2 separate regions of the Homo sapiens genome follow, and region 2 is linked to region 1. The links are chromatin loops, found by intact Hi-C in ENCODE. Cell type or tissue: B cell. All regions are shown on one strand. Each heading gives the region's core, and the rest is flanking DNA. Links, peaks and the distances in the headings are about the cores only. Region 1 has its middle 31 kb from the start of DHRS9. Region 2 overlaps LRP2 (LDL receptor related protein 2).

Region 1 (5,384 bases), core at 189-5,188:
GTTAGAACTCATAGCAGCATTTTAGACCCAGATTCTGTCTTCTCATGTATTTCCCTGGTGAGTTAACAAAACCTGCCTTTGTTTTCATCTAAGTCAGTGATAAAAATGCTCCTTGCAGGGACAGGACTCAGATCAGATTCCATTCCACCTTGGAGGTGAAAGAATGGCCAATTGGGAGGGGGTCCAAAGAACATTTGGGCGCTTGGAGGGTTTTCTGACCAGAACACTTTTGTTTATTTCATTCAGAATGAGCATTGACATTTGTAAAGCATGAAGGTAACTGCATGTATTTCTGTTCACGAAAAAAAGTCTAATTTCTTAAAAGGGTGTTTGCAGCAGGGGTTGGAGCGAGTGGAAGGAACGTGGAAAGAGCCTGCACACACTGTCCATCATTTCTCTCAAGGTCTGAAGGCATGGGGAAAGTGCTTGGGGATGACTGGCCAGGAGGCTTGACTTCTGCTTTCAGCACCCAGAGCTTTAGAGTTTCTCATTTACAGTGGCTCCAGAGTTCAGAAAGAACTTTAATGAAGAATTTTGGCTTTTAAAATCCATTGTCTAATTATGCTTTTCTTGTATATTTATTTTTGGGAATGAGCATTTTATCAAGTGGGCATTTAGGAATCTTAGATTACTAGAGATGAAAGAATCTTGAATTTTAGAATCCTCATTTGTAAAATGGGACAATAAATGCACCTGTTGTGCAAAAGTTGTAAAGACTTCATGAGAAAGTGCATAGATAGTGTTCTGGGTAGATTCTGGCTCATTTTAAAGGCTCAGTGAATGTGAACCATTATCATCATGATGGCAGCAGAAACAATAGCCATTTCTCCCCTCATCCACACTGAGAAATTTTGGGTGAAAAATTATAAAGAATGTTCTAGTAACTAAAGCTAATCAACAGGGTAAATTGGAAGATGGTGACCGTCCATTCTTTAGTGGTATTGGAGCAGAAACTTGTCATCTTGGGAATGTTCTTAGTGGAAGTGTCTCTGTGAGACAGATTATGAGCTATATGACCTCTTCCAGCCAAATGAGAAAGTCCAGCCACTTACTGTTTTTTTTTTTTTTTTTTTTTGAGATTGCAGTGTGGTAGTGCCAGGAGGCCCTGACCTCATTCCAGCTAAGGTCCCCTCATTTCTCTCATTAGTGTTCCCAGGACTGGCCCTAGCCACAAGGACCAGCATAGTTTGTCCCACTATTTGTTGAAAAAAATACAGTCATCTGGAAACATAGTATGTGTGGGACCCCAGACTTCTGTTCTTTTTCTTTTGTCTCATCTTAAAAGCTGGAAGATGTGTAGTGTTGATCTTGGGTCAGAACAGTTGATCTAAGGCCTTTATTGAAATTAGCAAAAAGTGATTGCAAATAAATTCCTGAAACAACTAACAACAACAAATGGACAAAATCCATAACAACAAAAGAAGAAAGAAGATTGAAAAAGAGAAAAAAAGAAAGAAAATCCAGAAATCTAGTTAGAAAACTTTAAGGATCTAGGGAATGATGTTTAAGTGCCTTTATTATGTCATCATGAGTGAGAAAATTTTGAAAATAGAATACAGGAAAACTAAAAGGGGTATATCTTTGTATATTGCTCAAAATTATGCATCACTCTTATGCATAATTGGTTATTGGCCAGGTAAGACTAATGCTAGATTAATTTAATAACAGTCTTGTTTTTTGTTGAACCAGAATCAAAGTTTAGGGAAATACTGTCTAAGACTCAAATTCTTTTTTTAGGCACCCGTCACCACGCCTGGCTAATTTTTGTACTTTTAATAAAGACAGAGTTTTGCCATGTTGGCCAGGCTGGTCTCAAACTCCTGACCTCAGGTGATCCACCCACCTTGGCTTCCCAAAGTGCTGGGATTACAGGCATGAGCCACCGCGCCTGGCCTCAAATCCTTTTTAATAATACAGCATGGTGGTTCTGAGCATCGGCTCCAACATCAAGCTGCCTGGGCTTGAACCCTGGCCCACACTCACTAGCAGTGTAACCTTAGGAAGTTGCTTGTCTCTCTGTGATTTCACTTCTCCATCTCTAAAAAACACACGTAAGTGAGATATGATTAGGGTTACGTGAAATCATTCATGTAATAGACAGTAAAGTGTATTTAAAATCTGACCTATACTTAAGTATTAAGCAATCATTATGACTATTTCTCCTATTATGCCCATGGCAAGTCAGGTTGTTTGGATTACCTGGTTCATAATTCAGGCATCAACATTAATTGGGTGGCATTATACTCAAGTTACGGTTGCCATACCTAGGAGAAAACAGACCCAGAACACAGTAAGTAAATATTTTATCTACATACGGGGATAGATGGTTTTTGCCCAGAACTTAAACTATGTATTCATAGCAGAATACTTTCTGTTTCCAGTTTCTCAAAAGGAAGTAAAATGGAGCAGTTCAGGAGAGTTGCTAGTTGTAGAATGAGAGAATGCTCTGTTGCTCTCGCCTGAACTATTTTAGGCTGGATTGCTATTTCTAGGGACTAATCAGGCAAGAACTGTGATCTGGTTCCTGCTTGAGCAGGTGTTATATGCAAAAAAGAAAATAGAAGAAAAAAAAAGAAAGATGCTTGGAAATACTACTAAACCAGAATCTGTACTAAAGCTCTGGCTGTATTAGTACCTCATCTACTAGGATGGAAATTATATTTTCTTTTTGAAAAATGAATTGCAGAGTTGAGGAAGAATGTTAGCATTAGGAATATCAAATTATCTTATTTTTCACCTTGCAAAGACTCACAAAACTCTTGGTCAGCTTTGTCCTTATAAACTATGGCTTAGATTGAGTTGTCATAAATATAAAAAATGTTTTTCATTTTGAGAATGTTTAGCTTTTCCTCCACATTGATGGGACTGTGATGTCTTGTGTTCTTGAAAACTACTGGGATTAATAGTGTGCAGAAGAGCCAAAATTGATCATTTTTTAAAGAAGTTTCCTGGAAATTTTTCTCATTAACTATTGGTCAGGGTGAAATATTGGTCATTAAGTATTGGTCTACCCTAAGATAACAGAAGTTATAGAGTTTCTGGAGAGATTCTAACTAGAAGAGATTCTCTTCAGGCTGGATGGCTTAGACATGTCCTGCCTGTAAGCAGAGAAATAGACTCAATGATCCCTGGTGCTCTTTTAGTTCTGTGCCTACTGGGCCCAGGATGGCTTGGCATGGAGGCAGCCTCCTTTGCAATAGGTGGTGGGAAATCACTACAGTAACACTGCTCAGTATCTGGCTGAGAGCAGAGCCAGAGCTGGGGAGCCTTCAGGAAGACCTGAAATGCTCAAGGAAGTTATAAGACTTTGACTGAACTGGCACACTGACAGCACAACTATTGGGATCAGCAAGCTTGATCTTTTTGAAAAAACGTATTATTTTTCATGTTTTAGGGACAGAGTTTTGCTCTGTTGCCCAGGCTGGACTATAGTGGTGCAATCATAGCTCACTGCAGCCTCAGTCTCCTGGGCTCAAGATACCCTCTTGCCTCAGACTGTAGCTAGGACTACAGGCACATGCCAGCATGCTCAGCTAATTTTTATATTTTTAATTTGTTTTTGTAGAGATGGGGCCTCCCTGTGTTGTCCAGGCTGCTCTGGAACTGATTCTCCCGCGTTGGCCCCCCCAAAATATTGGGATTACAGGCCTGAGCCACTGCACCCGACCAGCTTGATCTTGAGTAATAAATTGACCCTTAGTTAGAAAGGCTAATATAGACTAATTTTTGTGTTCATTCAACAAACATGTATTGAACATTGATCTGTGTGCCAGCGATGTCCTAGGTAAGGAGATACAAAGATAAGCAAAGCATCATTATTCATGATTTTATGGAGCTTATGATATGATACAGGAGACCTATATTAACTAACCATATGCATATACAATTACAGACTGTGATGAGATTCCTGAAGAAAATTACAGGGCACAGTGAGAGTGTACAAGATGGGAACCTAACTGGATAAAGAGGTGGTGGTCAGAATTTGAAATTGTGCAGGCTTCCCTGAGAACGTGGTTGAGATCTGTAGGACAAAGAAACTAGAAAACCAGGTAAGATGGAACTTTCCAGAGAGAGGCATGGGAAAGCTGCAGAGGTGGCCAAGTGAAGAGAACAGTGCTATAAAATGAGGCTAATGAGGAGTATGGTGGCAGCAGGGTTCACATAATCATTTTAGTCTTCAGCCAAAGTGCAACAGGAACACTTTGAAAAGATTTTAAGAAAGCAACGACAGAAGGAGTAGAATGATTAGATGTTAATTATGAACAATTCTGACTACAATGAAGAGAAATCAATGATGGTGCACAAGGTGGATATGCTGTGGTAGAAACAAGAGATGAGGGTAGCTTGAACAGGTGATTGCACTGGAGATGAAGAAAGGTAGACAGACTCCAGATCCCTATGGAGATTAAATTGACAGTAGTTGGTGCTGGACTGGGAAAACATCTGTGGGGCAGGGAAGATAAAAACTCCAGATTTGAATATATTGTGGATGCCCAGATGAAGGACACACTTGGATTTTTGGATCAGGTCAGAGGGAGGGTTTGGGAGGTTCTCTTGGTCTCTCTAAACTAAGTGAGGAAGAATCCTTCAAGCTAGATGTGGTGGAGGACAACATCTCCGTTCATCTTGGCCGTGCATTCCTGGAGAAGGTCCTCTAAGGCTTCCTGAGTATTGGCCTTAGATTTGGATTATTTCCAAAAGGCTCTAGGAAGGAAGGCCTCACATCCATCATGTTCCTTATTATAGGCCAATACTTAGAAGAATGTCCATCGTAGTCAAAATATGTCTCTTCAAATATTTACAGATAAAAATTTGATAGGTATTTTCCCCAAAAGAACAGAGAATTAGAAGTGATTATGGTAAGACAGAGAGAAGTCTAGGAACCCATGCCCAAGATGCCTGATATAGTGACTGTCTGATATCCTCGTCCCCCCTTTCTCCCTACCACACATCTTGTGCCTCTGTAGAGACTTATGCCTCTATGCCCCCAACACCCCACCTTCTCATGTATTTTAAAAACCTTTAAAAATTGCTTAGGTGAATATATTTGGTATTATTTTGGAGTAATATCACACCTGGTGACATTTGTTTTAAGGAGAGAATTTTTTAGTTGGATGAAACAGGGAGTTACCAAATTGTAGCTACTGGAAGGAAAGAACAAAGAACTCAGGTCTAGGCAAAACAAAAGAAAGAACACAATCAGGTAGGCCCAAGAATATGACTGAAATGGTTAGAAGCTTGGCAAAGAAAGTTCCTTCAGAGTCTAAACATCTTGGTAGCCCTGGGAGGTCTGGAAAGTCAGGGAGCAGCTTGTCAAGAATTCTAAAGCAGTGAAATGAAGCCAAGATGTGAATTCAAGGTGAGGAGGGGCCCCAGCAGACAAC
Region 2 (5,384 bases), core at 91-5,090, 72 kb before region 1:
CCTCTTTTTCCGACTTCTATGTTGATTGTATACGATCATGATTCTGTGGGTATTTCCTGAATATCATGAACTAAAAACCAGTTCAAAGTCCTAGAAGGAAACTCAGGCTCCATCCTTTTTCTATTTTTATGAAGTTTTTTTTTTTTTTTTTTTAGAAATCTTAAGGTTTTTACAAGGCAAATGGTTGAAGTAGACAATAAGTTGTCTCTACTGGTGGCTCTTCACCATGTGCTGGGCATTGAATCCCCTTTGAGAGCTAACATTGAGGAGGAAACGAGAGGTTTCCACCCCCATTTTTAACAGGGACTCTCAGTTGTCATATTTATTTATGTTTCCATTTAAAAGGCAAAAAAAAAAAAAAAAGACTGAGCACAGTGGCTCATGCCTGTAATCCCAACAGTTTGGGAGGCTGAGGCAGGTCGATCGCTTGAGCCCAGGAGTCCAACACCAGCCTAGGCAACATGGCAAAAGCCTGTCTCTACAAAAAATACAAAAAATTAGCCTGGCATGGTGGCATGTGCCTGTAATCCCAGCTACTTGGGAGGCTGCAGTAGAAAAATAGCTTGATCCTGGAGGTTGAGGCTGCAGTGAGCCGAGATCGTGCCACTGCACTCACTTGGTCTCAAGAAAATAAATAAATAATCAAATAGGCACAAAATAAAATTCCCCCAAACTAAAAACAACACATCAATAACAGTAACAAACACAAAGTTTGAAGACTATTTTCCAGTAGGAGAATAGGGACAGAGGAAGGTATGCTTAACAGGTCAGGGTGTTCAGTTCTTATCTCTTAAGTCTGTATGCAATAAAGAGATATTTAAGAATTTGGGAGACAGTAATAGTCAAAAGAAGAAGTGCTCCATGTAGTAGTACTGACTGATAAGTACATTAGGAAATAAGTCCTCTAAAAAGAAATCATGATCCTGCTATCCAGGATTCACTGATGTCAATTAGGAGCTTTCATTCTTGATGCCTTCCAAGCTGATAACCAAATGTCCCTGCTCTCAGAGAATCACCACTGTGACTCCAATGAATGGCAGTGCGCCAACAAACGTTGCATCCCAGAATCCTGGCAGTGTGACACATTTAACGACTGTGAGGATAACTCAGATGAAGACAGTTCCCACTGTGCCAGCAGGACCTGCCGGCCGGGCCAGTTTCGGTGTGCTAATGGCCGCTGCATCCCGCAGGCCTGGAAGTGTGATGTGGATAATGATTGTGGAGACCACTCGGATGAGCCCATTGAAGAATGCAGTAAGTTCCTGTGGGAGGACCAAGGCATGACCAGAGCAGGGAGACACGAGGAAACTTCCATGGGGACTGAGAGAGGACATGGAGCTTTCTTTTTCAGCTGATGGGATGCTCCCCCTTGGCACTCCCTGCAAACTCTGGCACTGCAAGGCAGAGTATAGCTGTGTGGCTTGCAGGTGGAACCAGACTCTGTTTCTGAAGTGGCTAATACCTCCTTTTGATACATAGAATGTCTAACCAACCAGAATATGATACCAAGAACTTATATTTTATATATCTACTGCTTTCTCACTTGAGCCACAGAGAAATGTTATGAGGTAGGGAAGGTGGGTGTGAACCAATTCCATTTTACAGATGAGGAAACTGAGGTTCACATTAAGTGGATGGTTACATTACTGTTTAGTGTCAGACCTAACACTTCAACCCAGGTTTTTTACTTCAAACCCTGTCCTTCCCCAACCCCACCCACAAAGTTATACTGTAAAACAAATGAGTGGTGCTGACATATTGAGAAAACTTAGGACTATTTTTCTGCTCATGGTAAACAGATCACATCTAAAACAGACACATATCGCCAGAGGCGGTTTGCTTGGTAACATGGTCATTGTTATTCCTCAGTACCACAACCTCAATGTGACAATGGAAAGGTGCTTTCTTGTACCTTCAGTTCTGACTTTGATGCCTCCTCCCTTTTCAGTGAGCTCTGCCCATCTCTGTGACAACTTCACAGAATTCAGCTGCAAAACAAATTACCGCTGCATCCCAAAGTGGGCCGTGTGCAATGGTGTAGATGACTGCAGGGACAACAGTGATGAGCAAGGCTGTGGTAGGAGGGGCCACAGGGGAGTGGAGGGAGGGACAAGAAAGTGCACATGTCAAGTGCCATTTATTAGATGAGAGATGAGAGTGTATTTCCCATGTCATCTTTTCTTTGTTTACCTCTGTAAAAAAATGGTTGATTCTTCTAATAACATGTTACATTTTTGTAGCATTTTGCAGGGTTACCAGGGGTATTTAATTTGTAGCACTTTAAGTCATGCTGTCATTGAGGAAGACGTTATTAAGATGTTAGAAACTTGTGTAATTTCTTCCAAATGTAGAATCCTTATTCATACTTGACAAGTTTAAATTGTTTCTCTAATTTTATAAATTGGTTGAAATTGGTGGAAAGGGGTTAGAGAAAAGACTTCGTATCTATCTCTAAAAAGGATATTTCCAAATTAGGATATTTCTTATTTGGGGATTTTCATATTCTGAATGTCTCTCTGATTTTCCCTGTTATCTATTGGACATCTGTAGTCTCTCTGGTAACATGGGAAAGCCAGATAAATTAATGGAATTTGTCAAGATTAGTCATAGTCTAACTTGAAACCAAAGCATCTGGAGTATGTGTGTTGGGTTTAGTTGGAAGAGAAGTAAGGAAGATACTAAATTCTTTTAAGAACACTGAGTCCAATTGACTGAAGATAATATGATCAAAATATTTATTTATTATGGCATCATTTTAGCCTCCCATACCAGGCCTTTGTTGCAAATTACAAACCAGATACCATTTCATTCTTTGCATGGTTTCTACCAATGGGAATGGATCGAGTTTCAAGTGGTAGGATAGGCTCAGGGTAGCTAAAAGAGGGAATGTTGACCATGAATGTTGCTGGCATTCCTCTCTTTGGGAGCTTCAAGAGTGAGCTAATACAATTCTCAGACTGTCTCACAAGGAAGCCAATACTACTTTGTGCATTTCTCTGCCAATGGTTTATGAAGTCTTTGCAATGACTGCTTTGCAGAGGAGAGGACATGCCATCCTGTGGGGGATTTCCGCTGTAAAAATCACCACTGCATCCCTCTTCGTTGGCAGTGTGATGGGCAAAATGACTGTGGAGATAACTCAGATGAGGAAAACTGTGGTGAGTGTTCACAGTCCTATGGTCCTTATATACCACCAGAGCTGTGATGTTTGCTTTTTGTCCATAATTCAACTGTCTATGTCATTGATCCTCAATGGGTAGGATGATATCAAGCTGTCTGATCTCTTTCTTTCTGCTGGTCAGTACATTTCTACTTTCTCTTCCACTAAAGACATAAGCATCTCCTTCTGAGATGTTTCAAATCAAGCTTTTGGAGGAAGGTATTTACTGAAGAATATCTTTTATGTGTTGAATTTATTTACATCCAACTTTTTTTTCCAAAAGAAGTTGAGGTGACTTATGATAAAGGAAAAATGTAATAAGATAAATAGAATAGAAATAGAAAACCAGGACCAGAGAAGTAGAGGGAGGAAGGGTGCTAACCCAGAGACACTGCTTCTTAAGCTCTTTCCCCAAAATGGCCTTCATAGGAGAGGAGAGAGAACTTGTGTTTGCATTATTACCCTTCCTAGAATAGTTGACTATTTTAGGAGGGCTAACAGTTAATTAACAGGACAGGTTTTAGTTTCTCTCTCCCAGTCGAAGGTATTGACTACAAGGCATTGGATAGGGAGGTTGAGGAAAGGAAGCCAAGAGGCTGAGATCATATCAAATTAGATGGTCAGAACACACTCAATGTGTGTTCTGAAAACAAGCTTAATGAAGCCCTGCCCAGAGTGTATATCACTGACCCATGATATGCGTCAATTTCTAATTGACTAATGAAACACATTCTAACTTTGTTTACCTTTTGGAAGAAAAAAGTGATCACCACTTGCGATAAGCAATGAGAGATTTAGGAAGCTGACTACACCTGCAAATATCAGTTAGCTAAAAACTTATACAAAAGGGTAATCCAATTGGCATTTTGTCTTTTATTAATAAAAGTCAATGTTGAATCCTATAAGAGGTTATCTAGAGTTTCACGAAATAGAAAAAATTAAGATAAAATCAAGCTGGGCATGGTGGAACACACCTGCAGTCCCAGCTACGCAGGAGCCTGAGCAGGGAGGATTACTTTAGACCAGGAGTTCAAAGTCAGCCTGGGCAATGTTGAAAGATCCTGTTTCAAAAAAAAAAAAAAAAAAAAAAACAGAGAGAGAGAGCAAGAGAGAAAGAGAGATCAGATCACCTTTGGACAAACTTCTTAATAAAGGCCATTCTTTACAGACTCAAAATTAAGGTGAAAGGTCTAGTTTTGGAGGGTGAATGATTTGCCCAAGCACACCTCTGGGGCTTGGGACACAGGAGGGTGCTGGGCACCCAGGGCACTATGGTCAGCTCACAAGATGTCTCCTGTATGTGATTCCTGGTGCACACTCATGGCCAGGTGCCTTTCCTTTCCAGCTCCCCGGGAGTGCACAGAGAGCGAGTTTCGATGTGTCAATCAGCAGTGCATTCCCTCGCGATGGATCTGTGACCATTACAACGACTGTGGGGACAACTCAGATGAACGGGACTGTGGTAACTGTCATTTGAGAAGCTTACCATAGAATTTTGTACTGTGACAGTGTAGGGGCTTCAAATTAGTGTTTATAAGGCTTTTAGAGGAAAATTATTTTTGTATATGTGTAATATGTAAACCTTAGCATAACACAGTATCTTCTGCTCTGTATTTTCTATGCATTATTCTTAACTCATAGCAGTCTAGATTAGTCATAATTGAGGAAAATAGCAAGGAATTTTAAACATTTAATTTTAATATCAACACTTCTTAGGAGCAGATTTTAATCTGCGTTAGCCTTGTAAACAAAGACATTGATCTTGCTACTATTCCACGGAAAGTCACCCTAAGGAATATGCATGTGCTCCTATGACTCTCTTGTGTAGAGATCAGATCATTGACAGAGTAATCCTAAACCCAAAGTAATTTTTATAGCTCTTTACTGATTTGGTGTTGGGTCTTAGGAAAATTAGAAAACATTGAAGATTGGGGAATTCCGATTTCTGAGGAAAAGCTTAAGAGCTGGAGATTATTTAATATTAGGGAGCTAGGTACTTCCATCTCTGTATGTTGAGTGGGGAAAGTGTGAGTTTTGAGAATGTATTAATTTGCTAACCACAAGTTGTGGGTTTGCTGTGAGCCAGTCACAGGGTGTAGATAGGAATGTGATGGAGTAACCACTATACTCCAGGTACCTAATATCTGTCTGAAAATGACAAGGCCTTCTCGGAATGACAATCTTTTCTCTTCAGAGATGAGGACCTGCCATCCTGAATATTTTC

Evidence for each region. Hi-C counts contacts between places; a loop is a spot of excess contacts. Peaks named below come from ENCODE experiments on the same cell type or tissue, not always from the same donor. Only the 100,000 strongest peaks of a DNase experiment are listed, where the experiment ranks them.
Region 2: a loop joins it to region 1, with 12 times the contacts of the local background. A loop is called at or near these places in 1 of 110 quality-filtered maps.

What each region holds. Positions count from the first base shown.
Region 1 is chr2:169,097,720-169,103,103 of GRCh38, reverse strand. No RefSeq gene overlaps it. Among named protein-coding and RNA genes, the nearest start is that of DHRS9, 31 kb to the right of the region's middle. In B cell, for the core only: no CTCF peak of the experiment used is centred there; a DNase peak (open chromatin) is centred at 2,373; H3K27ac peaks cover 939 bases.
Region 2 is chr2:169,169,789-169,175,172 of GRCh38, reverse strand. LRP2 (LDL receptor related protein 2) reads left to right here. Exons shown (of 79, transcript NM_004525.3): 56 at 1,009-1,254; 57 at 1,949-2,077; 58 at 3,039-3,158; 59 at 4,506-4,622; 60 at 5,355-5,384. Among named protein-coding and RNA genes, the nearest start is that of DHRS9, 100 kb to the right of the region's middle. In B cell, for the core only: no CTCF peak of the experiment used is centred there; no DNase peak of the experiment used is centred there; H3K27me3 peaks cover 187 bases.